Linked DNA regions of Homo sapiens: region 1 is linked to region 2. The links are chromatin contacts, found by Hi-C or POLR2A ChIA-PET in ENCODE. All regions are on one chromosome and are shown on one strand. Each heading gives the region's core, a stretch centred on a gene start or an enhancer-like site at or near the end of the contact. The rest is flanking DNA. Distances are from core to core; before and after follow the strand shown. Region 1 has its middle 38 kb from the start of SNN. Region 2 overlaps LITAF (lipopolysaccharide induced TNF factor).

Evidence for each region. Hi-C counts contacts between places; a loop is a spot of excess contacts on that map. ChIA-PET counts read pairs that join two places held with the same protein, here RNA polymerase II (POLR2A). Pooled maps may share reads with other maps.
Region 1: a map of sigmoid colon shows a loop between it and region 2 (2.0-fold over the local background). The contact joins two enhancer-like sites. A Hi-C loop is called at or near these places in 11 of 168 maps with a recorded cell type or tissue (CD4-positive, alpha-beta T cell, CD4-positive, alpha-beta memory T cell, CD8-positive, alpha-beta T cell and 7 more), 1 of 37 single-sample maps with no recorded cell type and 17 of 50 pooled maps. POLR2A ChIA-PET finds 5 or more read pairs at or near these places in 21 of 52 experiments (AG04449, BJ, CD4-positive, alpha-beta T cell and 16 more).

The regions. Positions count from the first base shown.
Region 1 is chr16:11,627,440-11,634,195 of GRCh38, forward strand. It overlaps a transcript of LITAF not described here. Among named protein-coding and RNA genes, the nearest start is that of SNN, 38 kb to the right of the region's middle. RefSeq lists an enhancer at 1-179. Within about 2 kb of position 5,337, at least 24 of the 41 ENCODE cell types and tissues checked have a DNase peak (open chromatin) inside an H3K27ac peak, as active enhancers do; they include sigmoid colon, where a contact is called at or near this core.
Region 2 is chr16:11,553,540-11,560,238 of GRCh38, forward strand. LITAF (lipopolysaccharide induced TNF factor) reads right to left here. Exons shown (of 4, transcript NM_001136472.2): 2 at 2,972-3,196; 3 at 1-150. The coding sequence starts at 3,191. Among named protein-coding and RNA genes, the nearest start is that of LITAF, 30 kb to the right of the region's middle. RefSeq lists an enhancer at 6,679-6,699. Within about 2 kb of position 3,977, at least 7 of the 41 ENCODE cell types and tissues checked have a DNase peak (open chromatin) inside an H3K27ac peak, as active enhancers do; they include sigmoid colon, where a contact is called at or near this core.

The sequences.
Region 1 (6,756 bases), core at 4,087-6,586, 75 kb after region 2:
TCCCCACTTCCCAGTGACACAATACATTCTGCAATGGCATAAACCAGTTCCAGTGGGATTCTGGTTTTTGCAGCATTCTGCTATTCATCCTGACTAATGTATTAGACTTAAAAAAATACAAGGCCTGGGAGTGGCGGCTCACGCCTGTAATCCCAGCATTTTGGAAGGCCGAGGTGGGCAGATCACCTGAGGTCAGCAGTTCGAGACCAGCCTGGCCGACATGGCAAAACCCCATCTCTACTAAAAATACAAAAATTAGCCAGGTGTGGTGGTGCACGCCTGTAGCCCCAGCTACTCTGGAGGCTGACGCAGGAGAATGGCTTGCATCCGGGAGGCAGAGGTTGCAGTGAGCCGAGATTGTGCCACTGTGCTCCAGCCTGGGTAACAGAGCAAGACTCAATATCAAAAAATAAATAAAAATACAAAAATTAGCCGGGCGTGGTACCACACATCTGTAGTCCCAGCTACTCGGGAGGCCGAGGCAGGAAAATCATTTGAACCCAGGAGGCGGAGGTTGCAGTGAGATTGCGTCACTGCACTCCAGCCTGAGCGACAGAGTGAGACTCTGTCAAAAAAAAAAAAAAAAAAAAAAAACAAGGCCTGTAATTCTCCATTGGCCCAAGACAAGCACAGTCCTGCAGAACACAAAGACACATTTGCTCCTTGAAAGATTCACAGGAAGGGAAAAATATTTCCCATTCTGTGGTAATGAATCAATACCCAAATAAGACCTGGTTCGTTTCTCAAGCAGGTAATCCTGCCCAACAGCCATGACTCATCCCAGCCCCAACCAGCCCTGAGGTTGGTGTGGCCCCAGATAACTCGCTAAACTTGGGGCCGCCCCAGATTTTCCATGTTTGCGTGTCTCCTCTCCTTTCTCTTCCAGCTAAGAGTCCTGGGAACTCTTTCTAGAGTTCCAAGTAAACGCTTTGCAGAACGCCCAACCCAGATCAACACCCAGTAGATGCTCTCAGAGCACAAGGAGACATCCGGAGATCTTGCTTTTACCGAAAGTATCCAATGAAAGGGAAAAAACAAAGTTGGTCTTGACCCTTTCTATTTTTTTATTTTTTTGTTTCTTTTAGTCAAGATCTTGCTCTGTTGCCCGGGCTGGAGTGCAGTGGCACGATCATAGCTCACTTCAGCCTCAAACTCCTAGGGTCAAGGGATCTTCCCGCCTTAGCCTCCAAGTAGCTGGGATTACAGGTGTGTGCCACCACGGCTGGCTAATATTTTTTCTTTTCTTTTTTTTTTTGAAACTGAGTCTTGCTCTGTCATCCAGGCTGGAGTACAGTGGCGTGTTCTCAGCTCACTGCAACCTCCATCTCCCGGGTTCCAGTGATCCTCCTGCCTCAGCATTCCTAGTAGCTGGGATTTCAGGCGCACACCACCATGCCCAGCTAATTTTTGTATTTTAGTAGAGATGGAGTTTCGCCATATTGGCCAGGCTGGTCTCGAACTCCTGACCTCAAGTGATCTGCCCGCCTTGGCCTCCCAAAGTGCTGGGATTATAGGCGTGAGCCATTGCTCCCAGCCTATTTTAGTTTTTTTAGAGACTGGCATCTCACTATGTTGCCCAGGCTGGCCTTGAACTCCTGGCCTCAAGTAATCCTCCCGCCTCGCCCTTCCGAAGTGCTGGGATTACAGGCATAAGCCACGGCACTCAGGCTTGCCCCCTCTTACCAAGTGCTGGGATGGCACCCAGGACCTCAGCAGCAAAGGGAGCCTAACAGGCATCAGATGAGGAAGGCTCAGAAGGCTGAGCGCAGGGAAGGAGCCTCTGTCCGCAGGACACCGAGGACTTTGGGGAAGGCACTCAGCCGGGAAGTCAGACATGACCTCATCCTAGTTGAGGTTCCGTAGAAGCAGAGCCTGTGATGGAGATGTGGGTGCATGTGGTTTTCTAGAAGTGAGGGTTCTCAGAAGAGGGGAGTAAGGAGACAAGGTGCAGGAGGAAGAACAGCAGACAGGTCCCAGCTGGAGGCCTGATCCCAAGGCAGGCCTGAAGTAAGAGTTTTCTGAGTCAGTCCCACCAGGAGGCAAGGGGGCCCTGCTGAGGACCTGTCCTCGGCCAGTCGGTCCTTCTGGGGTCCCTCTGGGCTGCCAAGAAGGGTGGGTGAGGGGTGGGAAACACAGCTGTGAGCAGTCAGCGGCCACACTCGAAGCAGCCGGCTCCTTCCTTCCTCTTCTTGGCTGCACACCTGCTTTTGGGGAAGGAGCTCATGGACTGGTTGCAGCTGGGGTGGGAAGAATTAAACAGACACTGCTGAGCTCAGTGCTTGAGGGCCCAGGGCTTCGGAGGCAGAGGCAGCCAGTTTCGAATCATGATTCTGGGTTGACTCAAGTCTCCAGCGTGGAGCTCCAGGGGCGCGCAGCTCATGGAGTGCGGTACGGATTAACAAGGCCATGTGGTAGGCGCTCTTCCCCCCACAGCCTGGCGCATGGCAAGTGCTCAACAAATCATGGCTCTGCAAACATCTCCAAGTGTCACAGGCCTGGCTGCTACGGTGGGAGATTTAACATCAGTCGCCAGGTGTTGGGGAGGGAAGAGAAGGAGTTCGGGTGCCTTCCTGGACTCATTCCAGCACCCACAGGTGCTCAGCGCACTTCTATCTGGGTCAGGTTTTGCTCCTTCTCATCAAGTGCAAGGCGGGCACACAGGACCCCGGAAGAACGGAGGTCATGGGAGTCCAGATAGGAACCAGACCCCTGGCGTTGGGGGGGCTCCAAACCTCTGTGTTTGGGAGTCCTGGCTTCCCCAACTTCCCCTCCTAGCCTCAGCCCCTATGGATGGAAAAGTACCCCCAGCTGGCATGACTGATCGATTGGTTTGGGGCACAAAGCTGGGTCCTCTCTGAGGAGCAACTTGGCAGGAGGTGCCCGCAGTCTGGCCTTGGCCACAGTGCTACTTTGAAACTGCTTTAAACTCGCCAATGATGTCCTAAAGCCCTGATGACAAATCCCAGCCTCCCGCAGGCCCTGCTCTGGCGGGGACACCTCTTGGGCCTCATTGCAAACCACACAACCCTCCTCCTGTGCCCCGCCTGCTCCAGGCACACAGGAGTCCCTGTTGCTCCACAGCTTCAGGTCTCTCTGGCGGCAGTGCCTTCCCCTACCTGCCCCTGGCCAACTTTTTTTTTTTTTTTTTTTTGGTGGTGAGACAGGGTCTCATTCTGTCACCTAGGCTGGAGTGCAGTGGTGAGATCAAAGCTCACTGCAGCCTCAAACTCCTGGGCTCAAACAATCCTCCCACCTCAGCTTCCTAGATAGCTGGGACTACAGGCACCCACCACCACGTCCAGATAATGTTTTTATTTTATTTTTTTTCTAGAGACAGGGGTCGGGGTGGTCTCACTATGTTGGCCAGGCTGGTCTTGAACTCCTGGCCTCAAAATGATCCTCCCGCCTCAGCCTCCCAAAGTGCTAAGATCACAGGCATGGGCCACGGTGCCCGGCCTGCCATTACCTTTGATGCATGGACAAGAGGTAGCCTCCCATGCATAGCAGTAGCCACGATAACAGCAGTCATTTCTGTTTGCACCCAACTCATCTAAGCACTGTCTGCTTATTTTTGATATTATTTTCCCTGTTTACATTTGCAGAAACCGAGGCTTAACAAGGTTAAAGTCACCTGCCCATAGCGTGTGGTGGACTTGGGATTTGGACTCAGGGCTGCAGAAAATAAATAACCAGGTCGCCATGGGGTAAGTGCACTGCAGGAGAAGCTGCTTACAAGTGAGCTATCGGTGTCCTGTGGCTGCAATTATCACATCACCACAAACTGAGGCGCTTAAAACAGCAATGTATTCTCTGTTCTAGAGTCTAAAAGCTTGAAATCAAAATGTCATCAGGACCACCTCCCCCTGGAGGATCTAGGGAGGGTCCTCTCTTGCTTCTTTCAGCTTCTGGTGGCTCCAGGCATCCCGGGGCTGGGGGCTGCAACACTCTGCACATGGCTTTTTGTTGTTGTTGTTGAGACAGGGTCTCACTCTGTTGCCCAGGCTGGAGTGCAGTGGCGTGAACATAGCTCACTACAGCCACAACCTCCCGAGCTTAGGTGATCCTCAGCCTTCTAAGTAGCCAGGACTACAGGCACATGCCACACAGCTGGCTAAGTTTTTCATATTTTTGGTAGAGACAGGGTTTCACTACGTTGCCCAGTCTGGTCGCGAATTCCTGGGCTCAAAGGATTCACCCTCCTCAACCTCCCAAAGTGCTGGGATTACAGGCGTGAGCCATGGTGCCCAGTCACCACACGGACGCCTTCTCTCCGGTGTCTGTGGCTTCAAGCTCCATGTCTTGCTTACACAGACACCCGTCATTGGGTTTAGAACCCACCCTAAATCCAGGATGATCTCATCTCGAGATTCTTAACTTGATGACATCTGCAAAGACCCTATTTTCTTTTCTTTTCTTTTTTTTTTTTTTTGAGACGGAGTCTTGCTCTGTCTACAGGCTGGAGTGCAACAGCACAATCTCAGCTCACTGCAATCTCTGCCTCCCTGCAATCTCTGCCTCCCTGCTTCAAGCTATTCTCCTGCCTCAGCCTCCTGAGTAGCTGGGATTACAGGTGTGCGCCACCACGCCCGGCTAATTTTTTTGTCTTTTTAGTAGAGACGGGGTTTCACCGTGTTAACCAGGATGGTCTTGATCTCCTGACCTCGTGATCCACCCGCCTCGGCCTCCCAAAGTGCTGGGATTACAGGCGTGAGCCACTGCGCCCGGCCTCGCAAAGAACCTATTTTCAAATCAGGTCACCTTCACAAGTGCTGGGAGTTACGTCGTGGACGTGTCTTTCGGGGAGGGGTCATTATCAAGTAACTACAGCTGCCGTGGGGAACAGGATTAGGCAATCCGCTGGCCCCTCCCCACATGGACTGAGAAAGGTGAGGACGACTGGCTCAACCCTGGAGAGAAGGTGAAGGAGGCACCGAGATGACAGAGACAGGGAGAGGGACAGAGACAGGGAGAGGGACAGAGAGGGCTACTATGCTCCACTGTCTGCTGGAAACCCTGTTGACAAAGGAGGAAGCAACCCAGGGAAGCTCCCGCAGGTCCCAGCTCAGAACTAACAGCTACCCCTGACTCTGCGGGCCCAGAGCAGATCACTGCCAGCCGGCCCCTGTGGGCTCTTTGGCCTGCGCTCCCTGGCACGTGGGATCCCTTGGCCCCATCTGGAGGAAGCCCCACCGAGCCAGAGCCAGGGGAAGAACTGATGGCTGGACCCCAGGCCCAAGGCAGATGCCACCCAGGCCCTTCTTTCGGTTCTGCAAATGCCACTGGCTCTGCTGGCTCTGAGCGCAGAGTCCAGCCCCCATGCACATGACTATGTGGTGCCCTCAGCCCCCGCACGGGTCAGAGTTTTCCGTGTGCCGCCTCCTCGTCCTTCTTCTTCTGCCGAATGCCTGGAATTCCACAGGAATTTCCACAGAGGCCCACCCCACTCTGAGCCTCCTAGTGAAGGAAACAAAGGCCAGCTCTGAGGCCCGGGGCTGGGAGGGCTGAGCTGGCAGCCACTCCAGAGATTTGCTGTCTTAGATAGGAAAGGACGGCCTGGGATCCTGCACCCATGATACCCTCTTGGAGGCCCTACTTTGGGGCCTGGGAAAGGAGGTCTCTCTAGCCCCGTCACCCCTGCATACACATAAGTGCATCCCCCAACACACGTGCACACAGGAACCAGACACATCACGCTGGAGGCAAGATGGGTAGACATATTCCCAGGGGTGCACCCATCCACACGGACCTGGGGCAGCCCAGGGCCACCTGAACAGGGAAGTGGCCCAGCCTGAGTATTGCCTTGGAGCAAGCCAGCCAGGGCTCCAATCTCAGCTCTGCAACCTCAGGCAAGTTACTCAACCTCTCTGTGCCTCCCTCACCTCATTTGCAAATAGTAGTGTCAGAGGGGTTTGAACCAGAGCAACTCCATCTTGAATAGGGGCTGGGTAAAATGAGGCTGAAACCTACTGGGCTGCATTTCCAGACTGTTAGGCATTCTAAGTCACGGGATGAGATAAAAGGTCAACACAAGATACAGATCTAAATACTTTGCTGATAAAATAGGTTGCAGTAAAGACGCCGGCCAAAACTCACCAAAACCAAGACGGCGACGAGGGCGAACTCTGGTCTTCCTCACTGCTACACTCCCACCAGCACCATGACAGTTTACAAATGTCATGGCAACGTCAGGAAGTTACCCTAGATGGTCCAAAAAGGGGAGGCATGAATAATCCACCCCTCATTCAGCATATAGTCAAGAAATAACCTTAAAAATGGGCGACCAGCAGTCCTCACATGGGGCTGCTCTGTCTAAGGAGTGGCCATTCTTTATTCCTTTTCTTTCCTAATAAACTTGCTTTCACTTTACGGACTTGCCCTGAATTCTTTCTTGCACGAGACCCAAGAACCCTCTCTTGGAGTCTGGATCGGGACCCCTTTCTGGTAACAGTAGTACCCACCTGAAAGGGTTGCTGTGAGGATTAACTGAATTGATGCATGGATAGCACCCAAACCCTGGAACATAGGAAGTGCCACATATATGTTTGCTGTGATTAGTGGCATCACACACGCAGACATGTGTAAGGCCACTTAGCAATACACAGACACATGCAGAGGGACATACAGAACCTCAACAACTCACATGCAAATGGACACACAGACATGAATACACATGTGCAGAGACTCATATGGGCACTTATACACACATGCACACAGGTGAGACCATCTTTGCAAAAATTATAACAGAAAATTGTGACA
Region 2 (6,699 bases), core at 2,727-5,226:
GGCACAGGCTCCCGCAGGACAGCCAGGTCAGAGCACCGGCGTTATAGGACAGCTGACTCACGATCATCTTGTTGCAGGAAGGACAACACATTTGGATAGGGCGGTCCAAAAAGGTGATGGGGTGCTGCACGTAGACCGTCTGCACGGTAACTGATGAAAGGGAGAGGGACAAACACAGGTTGCTCAGGAAACAAGGCCAATAGCATTCACTACAGGACAAAGAGAGGAACGCAGGGATGCCAGCAAATATTATATTTGTACATTTGTGTTCATAGCATGCGTTCATCGTCTGGCTATCTATGAGAGCCAAAAGGGGAAGGAACACCAGTGTCCATCGACGGACCAATAAACTAACACAGCGAAGTTTATCCATCCACCAGAATATGATTCAGCCTCAAAAAGAAAGGAGGACCGGGCGCGGTAGCTCATGCCTGTAATCCCAACACTTTGGGAGGCCGAGGTGGGAGGACTGCTTGAGCCTAGGAGTTTGAGATCAGCCTAGGCAACATGACAAGACCTCATCTCTACAAAAAAATATAAAAATTAGCCCAGCGTGGGAGTACACGCCTGTAGTCCCAGCTACTCAGGAGGCTGAGGTGGGAGGATCAGTTGAGTCTGAGAGATTGAGGATGCAGTGAATCATGATTGCGCCACTGCTCTCCAGCCTGGACAACAGAGCGACGCTCAGTCCCAAAAACAAATAAATAAATTTTAACCAGCCTCACACTGTGCCTAGCAGCTCTTGATAAATAATCCACTCTCTTTACACAAACCCTTTGATAAACTCTGACAGCCAATGATAAGGGTAGAGTTTACCAAGCCAGGAAACGCAGGCCAACTCTGTAAGACAACAAGCTAGTGAACTGTGTTGATACAAGAAATGAAAATATAAAATAATGCTAGGAAGAAAAAGCTATGTGAAAACATGTTCGAACATTCTCAAGAATCAGAAGAGAATCCAGGCCGGGCACGGTGGCTCACACCTGTAATCCCAGCAAATCCCTTGGCTTTGGGAGGCCGAGGTGCGTGGATCACCAGAGGTCAGGAGTTCAAGACCAGCCTGGCCAACATGGTGAAACCCTGTTTCTAAAGACAAAAATTAGCCGGGCATGATGGCACGTGCCTGTAGTCCCAGCTACTTGGGAGGCTGAGGCAGGAGAATTGCTTGAACTTGGGAGGCAGAGGTTGCAGTGAGCCGAGATTATGCCACTGCACTCCAGCCTGGGCAACAGAACAAGACTCTACCTCAAAAAAAAAAAAAAAAAAAAAAAGAGAGAACCCAGGGTGATGAAAATCATCAAGCACTTCAGTTGTTAAGCTCATATTTTTGTTAAAGCAACTTCCTTCTGTTCCTTTTTACGTTAGAATGTCATTTATATAACAAATGAATTAGGGGGAAATTACTGCCTAGAGTTAACTGAACTTAGTAATACTCATAGAAAGACCCTCCTTCCAGAAAAGTAGTATTAAATCATACTTTAGCACTTACGTGTAATTTTTTTTTGGCAGGGGGGACAAGGTCTTGTTGTGTTGCCCAGGCTGGAGTGCAGGGGTACAATCATAGCTCACTGCAGCCTCAACCTCCTGGGCTTAAGCAATCCTCCCACCTCAGCCTCCCAAGTAGCTGGGACTACAGGTACAAGCCATCACACTCAGCTAATTTTATTTTCATAGAGACAATGTCTCACTATGTCACTCAGGCTGGTTTGGAACTCCTGGCCTCAGGTGATCCTCCTGCCTCAGCCTCCTCAGTAGCTAGGATTACAGGCGCAAGCCACCACACCCTGTTCATACATTTTATTAAGTGTTTTTGGGGTTCAAGAATAAGTTATTTGGACCAGGCTCTGTGACTCATGCTGATAATTCTAACACTTTGGGAGGCCAAGGGAGGTGGGAAGATCGTTTGAGCTCAGGAGTTAAAGATCAGCCTGGAAAAACAGTGAGACCCGATTTACACAAAAATTTAAAAATTAGCCAGGTGTGGTGCTGTATGCCTGTAGTCTCAGCTATTCCAGAGACTGAAGTGGGAGGATCACTTGAGCCCAGGAGGTCCAGGCTATAGCGAGCCATGACTGCACCACTGCACTCCAACCTGGGCAACATGGTGAGACCCTGTCTCAAAAAAAAAAAAAAAGAAAAAGAAAAAGAAACTATTTATTGATCACAGGATGGTCTAAGAATCTAAAGTCATTATCTCATCCTCTTCCAGCTCAAAATAACTTGAACACAACAATAAGAGTTCACTTTTATCAAACGAGTACTCTGTATTTGGCACACACAACTTCCTCTCATGTTAACAACTCACTGATATTTATAAATAGGTACTTGATGAAACCTATTTTACAAATGGGGAAGCTGAGGCACAAGGAGGTTATGTGAACCCAGGCAGTCTGATTCACGGGCCCCCTCTCTGAGCTAAAGATTTCTTTCAGAACTACCTGTGATACTAAAGCAGTGACATACCAGGGCACCCTTGGGCGGAAGGAAGCACCAAAGGACAGGGACCATCTAGTTGCTCAAAAGCAGAAGAGCAACTTGCATTGAGGGTGAGCTGGTATGAAAACACAATCACACATTGCTCAGGACGGTTTCTTCTCCTCCCTATTCCTACCTCGGCCCTGGCCTCAGGGCAGAAGTTCTGCATCAGACCTCAGGAGGAAGTGTGCGGGCCCTTAAGACACAAACTCCCATTCTCAGAAGAAAGTTGGTTGTGCCTCCAAGAGATGTGCCAAAAGATTCGTATATGATGACCATGGGAAAGATCCTAAACCATACTTTATTACGGAAAAGCTGTGAGCCTCACCAACATGGAATCTAAAAGACTGCGTGTGGAATTTCAAGGTAAGGGGGTAAAACTGGAACGTACTGGCACTTCACTTAGACTCTTTGGCAGAGTCACTTCGGTCACTCTCCTGATTCCCAGGGTGGAGGGCCAAGGAATGGTAAGGGGGGCCTGGGAGGCCACACGTACTTGGATTGTTATTGGGGATGGGCGCTGGCTGGGTATAATACGAAGGAGGATTCATGCCCTTCCCATCAGGCCCCGTCACAAGCCCCGTAGTTGGCCCAGGCATGGGAGCTGGAGGTGTGGGGTAATAACTGTTAACAGCCACTGTCTCTTCATAGGATGGAGGTGCGGATGGTGCTGAGGAAGGCCCAGTGGCCGCCTGGTAAGGTCCTGGAACCGACATTTTACCTAAAACAGAAACAGAACATACCAGATAAGAAATTCAGTTGATCTCTCCCTCTCTTTTTCACCTAAGTCTTCAATTTTCTTTCTGGCAAACAGAAATTCTGAGAAAATGACTTCCATCCAGCTTTGTCCAAAAGCTAGGAAGAGGGTTAATGTCCCTTCAAGACCCCAGAATTAATCAAAAAGTAAATAATTACTACCCAAAATCACCAAAACCTGGAAAATCCAAAGTGGAAACATCAACCAAATAAGGGTCATTTCTTCTTCACATCTTAAACCATTACCAGACAATGACCTACGTACCTTCCATATCTGGTGTTTCTTCTTCGTTGTTTTTTTTTGTTTGTTTTTTTGTGGTTTTTTTGGTTTTTAAACCACTGTGGTTTTCACTAACTGTTTCAGGTAACGGAAAAGATAAAGGCATTCAAAAACCAACCACAAATTATCACAAATAGCAAAGGGGCCAGATGCCACAAAATGCACACTGTATGATGCTATTTAAATAAAGGTCAGAAATAGGCAAAATGAATCCATGGAGCGGTTACTCTTGGAAGAGGAAGAAGAATCTGGAAAGGGGTATGAGGGGGCCTTTGCGGGGGGCGGGTCCTGTTCTCTTTCTTCACCTGGGGGCTGGTTACAGAGGTATGTTCAGTCTGTAAAAATCTCAGTTGTACAATTAAAATGTATATACTTTTTTGTATGTGTGTTATAGTTTTGTTTTTTGTTTTGTTTTATTTTTTTGAGACAAGATCTGTCACCCAGGCTACAGTGCAGTGGTGTGATCTCAGCTCACTGCAGCCTCCACCACCCAGGCTCAGGTGATCTTCCTGCCTCAGCCTCCCAGGTAGCTGGGACTACAGGCATGTGCCCCCCCGCCCGGCTAATGTTTTCATTTTTTGTAGAGATGGGGGTCTCACTTTGCTATCTAGGCTGGTCTTGTACTCCTGGGGGCAAGTGAACCTCCCGCCTTGGCTTCCCAATGTGCTGGGATTAAAGGCATGAGCCACCGCGCCCAGCCTCTGTGTTATAGCTTTTTAAGAAGGAAATACACATAGACTCCAGTTCTCATTTTGAAAAATGAGCACCAGAGCAGCCAGGCACACATTTTCTTTTGTGAGGGCAAAGAAAGGATTTCCCTCCAGCCCTGGCAGAGCTGCTGCTCGCCTAGAATTACACCCTGCACCCAGAGTGTGCTCCTGTCTGATGTTCCATGATCCAGCAGCCATGGGGCAGCTGGAAGCAGACACAGTGCTGTTCTTTGTGTGGCTGTTTTTCTAACTGGGCAGGGTTCAGGCTGCCTTAGAAGAGCCATTCAAACCTGTCTCGGGAGAAATGGGAAATGAGGCTCCGGGGCAGCGAGCCACAACCACCACTCCCCTCTCCCGACACTGTCTGCCTCATTTTCTAGAACTCGTGGGAAGCCAAGGCAGCAATTAATCCCACTGCAGGGAGAAGGGTAGAGTCCTTCTCAGAAGCCCTGCCTCTAAACCAAGCCCCAAAGAGGAGACTTCTCTGGAGGAACCGAAGAAAGGGTATTCACCTCAAAGTGGAAACAGAGACCAGGTGCGGTGGCTCACCTGTAATCCCAGCACTCTGTGGAGCCGAGGTGGCAGGATAGCCTGAGCCCAGGATCTCAAGACTAACCTGGGCAACATGGTGAGACCCCCATCTCTAAAACAAAACAAAACAAAAGGGCTGGGTGCAGTGGCTCATGCCTGTAATCCCAGTACTTTGGGAGGTTGAGGCAGGAGGATCACTTGAGCCCAGGAATTCACCACCAGCCTGGGCAACATAGTGAGACCCTGTCTCTACAACGAATAAAAAAAGTAGCCAGGTGTAGTGGCACACACCTGTAATCCCAGCTACTTAGGAGGCTGAGGCAGGAGGATTGCTTAATCCTAGGAGGTTGAGGCTGCAGTGAGCCATGATCACTCCACTGCACTCCAGCCTGGGAAACAGAGCGAGACTCTGTCTCAAAAACAAACAAACGAAACAAAGTGGAATAGAGGCGGGGGAGTGAACGTGATAAAAAGAAAGTCAGTAAGTAAAGATAGGTTGGGGCTGCATTCTAGAAAACTTTGAAAGTCCCTTGGAGAACACGTGTTCAAGACTTCTTTCTATCAGAGTGCTGTCCAACAGAATCTTCTGTGAGGATGGAAATGCTCTGTATCTGCTGCCCAATATAGCAGCCACCAGTCACGTAAGGTTATTGGGCGTCTAAAATGTGGCTTGTGGCCGGGCACGGGGGCTCATGACTGCAATCCCAGCACTTTGGGAGGTCGAGGCAGTGGGATTACTTGAGCCCAGGAGTTCAAGACCAGCCTAGACAACATAGTGATACCCTCTCTCTACAAAATTTTAAAAATTAAAAAAATTAGCCAGGCATGGTGTTGCACACTTCTGGTCCCAGCTACCCAGGAGGCTGAGGTAGGAGGATCACTTGAGCCTAGCAGGTGGAGGCTACAGTGAGCCATGATCATGCCACTGCACTCTAGCCTGGGTGACAGAGCGACACTCTATGTCTAAAAGAAAAAAAGAAATGAGCTAGTGTGAGTGAAGAACTGAATTTTTTTTGTTTTAGCTTCTTTTTCATCTTTTTACTTGCCAATGAATTTTTACTTGTATTTAAGTTTAAGCAATTTAAATGTGAAAACTAACAATTCAATTATTGGGAAGCTTTTATGTAAGTCTGGGACAACTTGAATATATGAATCATTTTTTCAATGGTAAATTTGATGAACACTGAATATAGATCAAAATGTTTTTTGATAAAAATTTAGCATTCAATTTGGGATAGAATGTCAATGTAAAAATACACCCTGGGTTTCAAAACTTAGTAGGAAAAAATGAATGTAAAATATCTCATTAATAATTTCTTATATTGATATATTAAAATGACCACAGCTTAGATATATGAAGTTAAGTAAAATGTATTGTTAATTTCACCTGTTTCTTTGTACCTTTCAAAATGTGGCTACTAGGCCGGGCATGGTGGCTTACACCTGTCATCCCAGCACTTTGGGAGGCTGAGGCAGGAGGATGGCTTGAGCCCAGGCATTCTAGATCAGCCTGAGCAACATAGGGAGACACTGTCTCTACAAAAAAATTAAAAATTAGCCAGACATGGTGGTGCACCCCTGTGGTCCCAGCTACTTGGGAGGCTGAGGTGGGAGAATCACTTAAACCCAGGAGTTCAAGTGAGCCGTGACTGCGCCACTGCACTCCAGCCTGGGCGAGACTGTCTCAAAAATAAATAAATAAAAACAAAATAAATAAAAAAGAGGCCAGACACAGTGGCTCACGACTATAATCCCAGTACTTTGGGAGGCCAAGGCAGACGGATCGCCTGAGGTCAGGAGTTTGAGACCAGCCTGGCCAACATGGTGAAACCCCGTCTCTACTAAAAATACAAAAATTAGCCAGGTGTGATATTGGGCGCCTGTAATCCCAGCTACTCAGGAGGCTGAGGCAGGATAATCACTTGAACACGGGAGGTGGAGGTTGCA